Linked DNA regions of Homo sapiens: region 2 is linked to region 1. A link is an interaction called in ENCODE POLR2A ChIA-PET data of the cell type or tissue named here. Cell type or tissue: A673. All regions are shown on one strand. Each heading gives the region's core, and the rest is flanking DNA. Links, peaks and the distances in the headings are about the cores only. Region 1 has its middle 16 kb from the start of FIGNL2. Region 2 overlaps ACVR1B (activin A receptor type 1B).

Region 1 (5,372 bases), core at 180-5,179:
AGAGGGAGACACTGTCTTAATAAACAAATAAACAATAAAATAAAATCTGTGCATCCTACTGCATATAAATTGTATTTCAATAAAGTTGACGAAAGAAGGAAAGAAAAAGAAAACCAAACAAACAAGAAACAAAGAAGTACAGAAGTAACCTAGGTCCTTGATAACACTGTTGAGCCACTGACTTCACCAACAGCCTTGGGACTTCTTGTTTTGTGACATTATAAATGCTGTATAAGCCATTTTTAAGTTGGGTCTCTCATAGCTGGAAGCCCAAAACACCTTTATGTCAAGGGGGAGGAGAGGCATCCAGAACCAGCCTGGGGAAGTGGGTTTTGAAGAGCAGCTGAGAAGGCAAGAGACTCTGAAGCGCGCTTGATCCGGTGGGGTCTGCTTGCTGCTCCACCATCAGGCCCAGTATAGCTGGGGATTTCTTCCCACAGTTCCCCAACCTTCCCCAGCCCATCTGTGAAATGGAGACCCTGGTAATCAAAGGACCTAGTCTTAGGCTTCTGGAGAGGGCTGATGCAGAGACAATGCCTGAAAGCTCTTAGCACAGAGCCTGGCGCAGACGGAGGTTCAATGTGGTGTACCTCCCCTGGCCCTGGCAAGGATGACCTGAGCCTGAACCAAGCAGGGGCAGGCAGAGAGGAGGGAACAGAACTTAGAAACCTTTGGGACTGTAAATGATCGATAACGCCAAGCACTCGGGCATGGGTGACAATGTGGATGGGATCATTTCTCAGGCTTTTGGCAAAGATTACATGCAGGATCTGTTTTCATCACCAGGTAGGTGCCGGTAAAAGGAGAGAAGAGATACAGTAGGAGAAACAGGTTTGGGGGGTGAAAAAGTGTAAGTTTGAGGTATCTGTGAGCAGTACGGCGTGGTGGACAAGAGCAAGCGTTCTGCCACCCACTAGCTATGTGATCTGGGTCAAACTACCACCTTTCTCGGAGCCTCAGTATCCTCATCTGTAAAATGGGAATTCTAAAAATACTTAGCTCATTGGGTTGCTATAAAGATTACATGAGGTCGGGCACAGTGGCTCATGCCTAAAATCCCAGCACTTTGGGAGGCTGAGGCTGGTGGATCACAAGTTCAGGAATTTGGGAGCAGCCTGACAAACATGGTGAAACCCTGTCTCTACTAAAAGTACAAAAATTAGCTGGGCGTGGTTGTGCACATTTTTAATCCCAGCTACTCAGGAGGCTAAGGAAGGAGAATCACTTGAACCCGGGAGGCAGAGGTTGCAGTGAGCTGAGATCAGCCACTGCACTCCAGCCTGGGCGACAGAGCGAGACTCCGTCTCAAAACAAAACAAAACAAAACAAAACAAAACTTTAGATGAAACATAACAAAAAGAAAAAAACAAGATTAGATGAAACAATATATTGGCAGTGCTTAGCATAGTGCCTGGCACATAGCAGGTACTCCTTAAACGGTGATAATAAGGTCATCATCCCTTCATCCCTTCACAGCCTGCGTCTTCGGGTTAGGCCTAGGAGGGCAGCCTCCTGCTGAGCCTCTGCACTAGAATACCAAACTCAGCGTGAGGCTCTTTGGGCTTTCAGCTTACTCTCTCTTGCCTCAAACAGGATGATCCCCTGTGGAAGATTTCTTCTCCTTTCCTTTTTCCTTGACCCCTTCCCTCCCTCCCTTCCAGTCTCTACTCTGCCCTGCCTCTAACAGGAAGCCTTCCTTGACTAATGTCTCTCCATTCTCTGCCAACCTCCCCACTGCCTCCGTGTAGGTTCTGGCCTTCCAGCCCAGAGCTCTATCCACCCTACTCCATTGCCCATGCCCCCAGTACAAACCGTGGGCTTTCTCCGTGCCAGCTCAAGGGAGGTCTGACCCCATGGGGACGCCTGACTGCAAAGGGAAGGATGCCGCCTTCCACCGCAGCACCACCACAGCTCCGTGGACCCGCTGGGAAAGGGGTGGGGCTGGCGAGGAGGAGGCCACCTGCCAGAGTGGCAGCAGACAGGCCAGCTAAATCCTTGACCTATGATTTAAGAGGTCGGGCATAGTTCAATAGAGCCCTCCAGGCTGAGTCCCAGCTCATTCACACAGGTCAGAGGGATGAGGGGCAAGGCGGAGAGGAGGGCCGTCTCCTCCGAGGGCCCTTGGCTTCCTCCCTAGCCTTCTGGGGCATAATCCAGCCTGAAAACCACAAAAACCCTGAAAACCACCAGCTCCATTCCCATCAGCGTAGATGCCCCCTCTGAGAGGCCGGGGGAGGAGGGCGGGGCCGGGAGGGGGTGGGCAGCAGGGCAGGAAAGTGGAGATTTAGGCAGGCACAGCGCCTGGCACACAGCAAGGGCGGGAAAGGCTCCTCCCTCTGCTAACCGCGGCGCCCTTTGTTAGGTCCCGAGACGCAGCGGAGCTGCCTGGCTTCCAGGTCGGCCCTGGTCTCTGCTCCCCTCCGTTGCCTTTGGAATTTGCCCTCAGACCTGGACCCTACCAGGGAACAGCGGGATTGTCTGATGGAATTCCACGTGCAAACCGAGAGAGGTTTTGCCATAAATTCTAGTCCGGCCCCGGGAGGAGGGCCACGCCTGGGCCCCACTCCCCATCACCCTCCCGCCTCCCAGACCCCCGGCACAGGGCCTCCCCAGGCCGTGCCCCGGGCTGCCCCTGGGAGCGCTATGCAAATGAGATGCAAAGTAGGCCGAGGCAGCCGCAAAGATTGGCTGCCGCAGAGGCTCAGTCCGCCCAATCCCCGGCCGCCCGCCATCCTGGGCGCCCCCGGCCCGGGGCCCGGTCCCGCCCGTAAATCAGCTCCGTCAGCGTTAATGGCTCCTGACTAATTGCCTGGACTTGGGCTCCGGGCTCGGGTCGCCAGCATTAAAATTCAATCAGGCCTAGCGCTATGCTATTAAATATTCATTGGGAGAGCTTCCCGAAATCGGGCTGGGGGATGGGGACGGACTGGGTTGGAGGGACTACCCGAATCCTCAGCTCCAGAGGAGGTGCCGCTCCTCCCCAGCGTGCTGTCAGCTTCTGCAGCGGCTGCCGGGCTTCCATTCGGCTGGGTCTGATTTCTCTCTGGAGGTCCCTGCGCCCTCTCTAGAGACTTTTGGGAGACTGAGCTGCCCTGCAGAAGGAATGTTAAGTTATGCCAAGGGGGCTGTGTCTGCTCAACGCCTGGTCACCTCGCCGCACGACCCTTTACCCAGTGCCCACCATGAGCTCCTATTCATGCTGGAACCTTAGGTCCCACCGGGAGTGGAAGAGCTCCAGGGCACAGAAGGCTTAATCTTTAGAAGAGCCCCTACTTCCCTGGCCCTACTGCCGGGTTTTTATGGAGCTACACTGGCCATCCTCAGCGTGGCTAGAGAGAGCATCAGTCTGGGCAGCTCCGGGTGTGTGCTGGAAGGGAGTAGTGGGCTTTGTACAGTCCTCCCCTCCTCTTCCCTGCCCTCAGGAATGCAGCCTGTCCGAGCTCCTGGGCCCCTGGCCTGATGCTGAGCAGGCTGCCTGGAAGTTCTCAAAGAGGGTACCAAGGGGGAGGGGGCTGGGCCTGAGGGGGCCCTTGGGAGTGTCAGGGACTTAAGCAGAAACTGCATCCTCCACCCACACACACACACAATAGTCAGAGGGTTATGAAGAGGGCTTAGCAGATGTGATGACAGCCATGGCTCAAGGACTGGGTGAGCCACTCAAATAAAGACCAAGAGTTTTTCTAGGCCCTCTATGATGTATTGACACATCTCTTCACGCGGCAGCTCTAGTCCTCAGACAAGGAGGTATTTGGGTCGGGAGGAAGAGAAAGTCTTGGGAAGTGTGCTAGGAGAGACTCATTTCCCTCCTCTGGATTTTCAAGGACTCCTCAGGAGCAAACCACCTGTTCACAGGGCTTGTCCCCTGCCCTTTGGACTGCTCCTTGCTCCTAGTGCCTGAGGATGGTGCAAGGAATTAACCCTGTGGGGCATGGGGGGAGGCTCCGACTGCCAGAGCCACAGAGCACCCGCAGACGCTGCAGGGGAGGGGTGGAGGCTGAGGGTACCGGTCTCTGCAAGGCCAGAAGCCATCAGGACTCCAAGAGGGTTGTAAATTCAGGGAATACTGTTTTGATGGACACTGGAAGGAACTTCTTGGTCGGCAATCTCTGAGAGCATCAACCCTTGGCCGTGCAGGAAGCCTGGAATTCCTGCCTGAGGACCCCTACTCCCCCAGGGTGTAGATGATGATCTTACAGCAAGTGGGGTCCAAGGAGCACCCTCTCTCCAGAAACCAGGCAGGCCCCAGGGCAGAATGCGTCTGGCAGCGATTAGGAGGAGAGCTGGGGCTGGGAGGCCTCAGACTTCAGCAGGTCAGGAGCGACCCCAGCCAAGTGTCCGATTCCAAAGCCAAACGTCACAGGCAATCCGGGATTCCAAACTCACCCCACGTGTGGTTCCCATTAGGGCTGGCTGGGGTCTTCCTGAAGGCCAGGCCAGATTCCTGAGCCCCTCCCCCAGGACAACCCCTCCCTCTGCAGGCAGTTTGGAATGTCTTACTAGCCCCATGGGGTGGCCTGCCAGCACCCACCCTTGGGAATTTCCAGGGGTATCCAACTCTAAATAGGCCTCTCCACCCACTAGATGATGATGTTTTGCAATCCCTCAGAGGGGACAAAGGGATAGGAGACTTTAAACCTTTAACTTCCCAGGGTGGGCCAATCCCTGAAGATCCCTACAGTGTGCCTGGGGAGTCTTCCCCATCTCCCGGTCAGCCACTTTTGTTCAGGCCTCAGCCCCTCTGGCCTGGACAACTGCAACTGCCCCCATTCACCTTCTGCTACCAGTCCATTCCTCCACACTGCCCCTGAGCGAGTGTCCTAAAACTCAGGCCTGTTATTCGGATTGTTTCCCTCCTTGCACAACTTCCAATAGCTTTCCAGCAACTCTGAAGCCATTGAAGACTGGTGGCCAGTGGGCCAAATCTAGTCCCATTATGTTTGTGTCCTGTGTAGTTAGGGCACTCACATAATTAAACTTTTTTAAAAATAGTTGTCAAGATTTAAAAGCCAGGAGGCAACACCAAAATCTACATTTATTAAAAAAAATTTTTTTTTGGCTGGGCATAGTGACTCACGCCTGTAATCAGAGCACTTTGGAAGGCGAGGTGGGCAGATCACTTGAGCCCAGGAATTAGAGACCAGCCTGAGCAACACGGCGAAACCGCGTCTTTACAAAAAAAAAAAAAAAAAAAGGAAACAACAACAAAAAAACATAGCCAGGTGTGGTGGTGTGTGCTTGTAGTCCCAGCTACTCAGGAGACTAAGGTGGGAGGATTGCTTGAGCCCAGCAGGCAGAGGCTGCAGTAAGCTGAGTGGCGTGGTGCCATTGTACTCCAACCTGGGTGACAGAGTGCAACCCTGTTTAAAAAAAAA
Region 2 (5,372 bases), core at 294-5,293, 94 kb after region 1:
AACTTGAGCTTTGGCTTCAGAGGCACCATTTCTGTCCATGTCTGCTCTCTCTCCTCTGTTATGGAGAAATGGTGTGCTAAGCAAAAATATGATTTCAGAGAGTATCTTTCTTTCCTTTACTCTGTAGAGTTGCCATACTTTGGTTTAGCTGTGAAGTTTCCATCCCAGGCAATCTTTATCTGCTCTCTAGGGTTCAGAGACAGTGCCACTTTAGGCAACTCTGGGCTTTTTGGTTTTCTTTAGTGTCCACCCAGTCTTAAGCCTGCATTTGTCTCCCTAAATATTTTGAATTTAGCATAATGAAAGTAACTGCCTTTCCCTTTAAACCATAACATCACACCTAATATTTACACAGTTAACATATAGGAGATTTCTTTATTCATTGGATTGGGTATGTGCCTGGAACAGTTTTTGGCATGGGGAAATAACAGAGAACAAGATGAACAAAAGTCCCTAAATCTCTATTATGGAACTTATAATTGCAATGGCTTAGACTGAAAATAAATAAGTAAACACAATTATCAGTCCATGAGTGCTGTGAAGAAAATAAAACAGGATGCTGTGCCATAGTGTGCCTGGAGCTGCCACTTCACCTCTCTATCAGCTTCATTGTTTTATCTGTAAAATGGGGCTAATACAGTCTTGTTATTTGTGGTAGTTCCATAAAGTTGAATTGTAGAACTGAATTACCAAATCTTCAACCATTGCTCCTAGGGGAAATACAGGGCTAGGTTCCTGCGAGCCTCTGGTCACTTTTTCAACCTGTCAATACATAACCTTATTTTATGTGTTTCTTTTTTTTTCTTTTTTTGAGACAGGGTCTTGCTCTGTTGCCCAGGTTAGAGTCCAGTGACATGATCTCACTCACTGCAGTTTCTGCCTCCCAGGCTCAAGCAATCCTCCCACCTCAGCCTCCTGAGTAGCTGAGACCTCAGGTGTACACCACCACACCTGGCTAATTTTTGTATTTATTTACTTTTTGGTAGAGACAGGGTTTCGACATGTTGCCCAGGCTGGTCTTGAACTCCTGGGCTCAAGCAATCCACTCACCTGGGCTTCACCTGCTGAGATTACGGGTATGAGCCACTGAACCTGGCCTGTTTCATGTGTTTCTGTTTATTTTTATTTTTAATTTTTATTTTTTTGAGACAGTGTCCTGCTCTGTCACCCAGGCTGTATAGTACGAGAGTGTATCATAGGCCAGGCACAGTGGCTCACGCCTGTAATGCCAGCACTTTGGGAGGCCGAGGCAGGTGGATCATGAGGTCAGGAGTTCGAGACCAGCCTGACAAACATGCTGAAACCCCGTCTCTATTAAAAATACAAAAATTAGCCAGGTGTGGTGGTGTGCCTGTAATCCCAGCTACTCAGGAGGCTGAGGCAGGAGAATCACTTGAACCTGGGAGGCAGAGGTTGCAGTGAGCGGAGACTGCGCCACTGCACTCCAGCCTAGGCAACGGAGTGAGACTCCGTCAAAAAAAAAAAAAAAAAAAGCCAAAAACATCATAGCTCACTGCAGCCTGAAACTCCTGGGCTCAAGGAATCCTCCTTTGTCAGCCTCCCAAGTGGCTAGGATCACACGCACATGCCACCATACCCGGCTAATGTTTAAATTTTTTGTAGAGATGGGGTCTCACTTGTTGCCCAGGCTGGTCTCAAATTCCTGGGCTCAAATTATCCTCCTGCCTTGGCCTCCCAAAGGGCTGGGATTACAGGCCTGAGCTACCATGCCTGGCTTTGTTTCTGTTTAAAGACACCTTATTTAATATATATTGTTGGTTCATTAACATTGAACTTTACTGACAGCAGCACTATTAACTCATGCCTGAACTAAGCTTCTCTAACATGTATTTTCTCTGTGAGGCATATCACTATCTTCTTGCACTTAGGAACTCTAGACAGCACTTCAGCACTACTTGTGGGGGACCATTTTATACAGCAAAATCATCAATGAAAAGCATGACACTAAATATACTGCAGAAAGGATAACTTGTTTACAGTATGCCAGCTGAAACAAGAAGGCAGGGTGTTGCCTTGTTTGACCTCAGTTGGGAATGCATGTGGTGGGTGTTTCAGATGTTTCACTATTCTGTGCATGGCTGTCAGTGAGCAGGAAGGTACCATGAATGTTGATATTGGGGTTACAAATAAATTTGCATTAACCATATTTTGTTAGAACTGTATACAAAAGTGGTAGAAATAAAATTGTAGAATTTCACTAAACCAGAATTTTAATACATGTAGTTAGAAGTCCCATTTCCAGACTGCAAACTAAACATATGCATGTTGAGTACCTACCATGGTGATCTAGGGCAGTGGTCCCCAATCTTTTTGACATCAGGGACTGGTTTCGTGGAAGATAATTTTCCCACAGGGGAAGTAGGGGAGATATGATTTTGGGATGAAACTGTTCCACCTCAGATCATCAAGCACATCAGGCCGAGGTGGGTGGATCACCTGAGGTTGGGAGTTCAAGACCAGCCTGGCCAACATGGTGAAACCCCATCTCTACTGAAAATAAAAAATTAGCCGGGCATGGTAGTGGCAGCGCATGCCTGTAATCTCAGCTACTCAGGAGGCTGAGGCAGGAGAATAGCTTGAATCCGGGAGGCGGAGGTTGCAGTCAGCCGAGATCACGCCACTGCACTCCAGCCTGGGGAACAGAGTGAGACTCCTCAAAAAAAAAAAAAAAGAAAAGAAAGATCATCAGGCACATCAAGCATGTTAGATTCTCATAAGGTGCATGCAAGCTAGATGCCTCGCATGCGCGGTTCACCGTAGGTTTCCCACTCCTATGAGAATCTAATGCCGCCGCTGATGTGACAGGAGGCAGAGCTCAGGTACCCGCCTGCCACTTACCTCCTGCTGTGTGGCCTGGTTCCTAACAGGCCGTGGACCAGTACCGGTCTGTGGCCCCAGGGGTTGGGGACCCCTGATCCAAAGGGTCCCTTGACACATATTTATTGAGCACCTGTCATATACTAGGCATTGTTGCAGGTGTTAGGGATACAGTAGTAAACGAAAGGAGACAAAATTGCCTTCTCTCAGAAAGCTTACCTTCTGCCAGGTGAGGTGGACAATAAACAAAAGTATAAAATGTAAAGCAGTTGTGCCTACTACAGTCCACCTTCTGCTCCTCACTTCCCCAAGATTCCCCATGTTTGGTGTACACACACCTGCTTCAGGTATTCAGTCAAATGCTAGTCTTTGTAGATAGAATTAAGGTCTCAATCAGTTGACCTTTAGCCATCTAAAGGAGGTTATCATGGTGGGTCTGTCTTGATTGAACTAGCCCTTTCAAAGCAGAGAGATTTCTCAGCTGATTGCACAAGAGGAAATCAGATGTTCCAGCTGGCTTGGAAGCAAGCAGACGTCCATGTTGTGAACTGCCGATCCCAACAGCCACATGGCAAGGAACTGCAGGCAAACTCTAGGAGCTGAGAGTGGTTCCCAGCTGACAGCTAGGAGGAACATGGGGACCTCAGTCCTTCATCTGCAAGGCAGTGGATCTTGTCAACAACCAGTAAGCTTGGAGGAGGACCCAATCCTAGATGAGAAGGCAGCCCTAACTGGCACTGTCGGTGCTGTGCCTGGACTTCTGACCTGTAGGAACTGTGAAATAGTAACTAGGTGGTGGTTTAAAAAATGTATGCATTGGGTGGGGGTGAGTCAAATGGTGATGGTGAAAATAGGTAAAGCAAGAGAGGGGAATAATGAGAAATACCCCAAGATAGGCATGAGGGTACTTGAGACCTGGTGCCCAGCCATCCCATCACTCACATATAAAAATAAATCCTTTGACCACATGTGGCTTTCATCTGACTATAACTTTTTTCTAGATATTTGTGAGTGGAGGGGAGAGGGGATTGTGGATGCTTTGGAAATAAGTTTTTTAGGTGCTTGGGATGTTTGAGTTGAGGAATCTGGGAATTGAAGTATTTTCTGGGTTTTTTTTTTTTTTGTGGTAGAGGACTCACCTTGCCCCACATCCTTGTATATTGCTTTGGTATATGTTTGCATATTACCTTTTATACCTGTAGAAGATAAGATTGAATTGTAATCAGTCAGTGTTCATTTCTGATATCCAGGATGTGCCTAGCACCAAGCTGAATGCTGAGAGGGATCCTGAGGAAAGAGTCTGTCCTTGCCCTTTGGAAGTTTACACACAGAGACCGGCCACAGTGGCTCATGCCTGTAATCCCAACACTTTGGAGAATGAGGTACAGGGGATCGCTTCAGTCCAGGAGTTTGAGACTAGCCTGGGCAATATAGTGAGACCTCGTCTCTACAAAACATTTTTAAAAATTACAAGGGCTTGGTGGCGTGTGCCTGTGGTCCCAGCTACTTGGGAGGCTGAGGTGGGAGGATAGCTTGAGACCAGGAGATTGAGGCTACAGCAAACCATGATTGCACCACTGCACTCCACCCTGGGTGACAGAGTGAGATCCTGTCTCAAAAAAAAAAGTTTACACACAAATGGACTTTTTTTCTGCTTGTTGGAACTACCACAAACTATGAGGAGTTCAGGTGACAATTGTAATAAAAGCATCTGATTTGCTGAATGTTTACTATATACTAAAGTATTATGCTAAGCACCTGTGTTGTATCATTTACTCTATGTAGTTATTCTTTGAGGGGCTAGGGGCTCTTATTCCCATTTTACAGATGAGAAAACTAGGGCATAGAGAAGTTAAGCAGTGGGTCCAAAGTCTATCCAAGTCCAAAACATGTGCTCTAAATATTGTACTGTGCTATAAACTGTGAGTACTGTAAAAGTGACCTTCTAACCAGGCTCTCTGCCTTCAATCTCCCATTTGTTTTCCATCCTACGGCTAGATCTAACTTTGGAAATGCACCCTGTTTGTCTGACCTAGAGGTTGTGTGGCTTCTAGGATCAACTCTAGACCCCTTAGCTTAGCATTGCAATCAGTTTCATCTGGTCTTAGTCTCCCTGACTCTTCTTGCCTTTGGCTGGAACCTTGGCATTGTTCGAACTGTCAATTTACTCTGAACCCAGTGTAGCTAATATTTTTTCACAGCCCTTTGCTTTCCCTTTTCCTTTTCTCTGGAATGCTTCTCCCCACTTCTCTTCCTAGCCAAACCCAGCGTCCTCCAGTGTGGACCTTCGTCCTCTTGTGTTCTCCCGGTCAGTGATTCCATCCTCTCTGCTTTTCCCCTCAGCCTGTATTGGTAGTTGGAGTTGCACTGTTTATAGTTGTCTTCTCCCACTCTCCATGCCCAAAGAATTGGTGCGGGGAGCTGGCTTATTTGTTATATGGCTTCGGCCTGCACAGAGCCTTGCATGTTTCAAGTACTTAATAAGTTTGTTTAATTGAATTAATTCATTTCTTTTCCATCCTCTCAGTAAAATC

The links. Peaks named below come from ENCODE experiments on the same cell type or tissue, not always from the same donor. Only the 100,000 strongest peaks of a DNase experiment are listed, where the experiment ranks them.
Region 2: POLR2A ChIA-PET joins it to region 1 with 7 read pairs; 2 of 35 experiments call an interaction of 5 or more read pairs at or near these places.

Annotation. Positions count from the first base shown.
Region 1 is chr12:51,861,617-51,866,988 of GRCh38, forward strand. No RefSeq gene overlaps it. Among named protein-coding and RNA genes, the nearest start is that of FIGNL2, 16 kb to the left of the region's middle. RefSeq lists an enhancer at 1,388-1,908. In A673, for the core only: no CTCF peak of the experiment used is centred there; a DNase peak (open chromatin) is centred at 2,885; H3K4me3 peaks cover 572 bases.
Region 2 is chr12:51,955,968-51,961,339 of GRCh38, forward strand. All of the region lies in intron 1 of ACVR1B (activin A receptor type 1B), which reads left to right. Among named protein-coding and RNA genes, the nearest start is that of ACVR1B, 7.0 kb to the left of the region's middle. In A673, for the core only: no CTCF peak of the experiment used is centred there; no DNase peak of the experiment used is centred there; H3K27ac peaks cover 864 bases.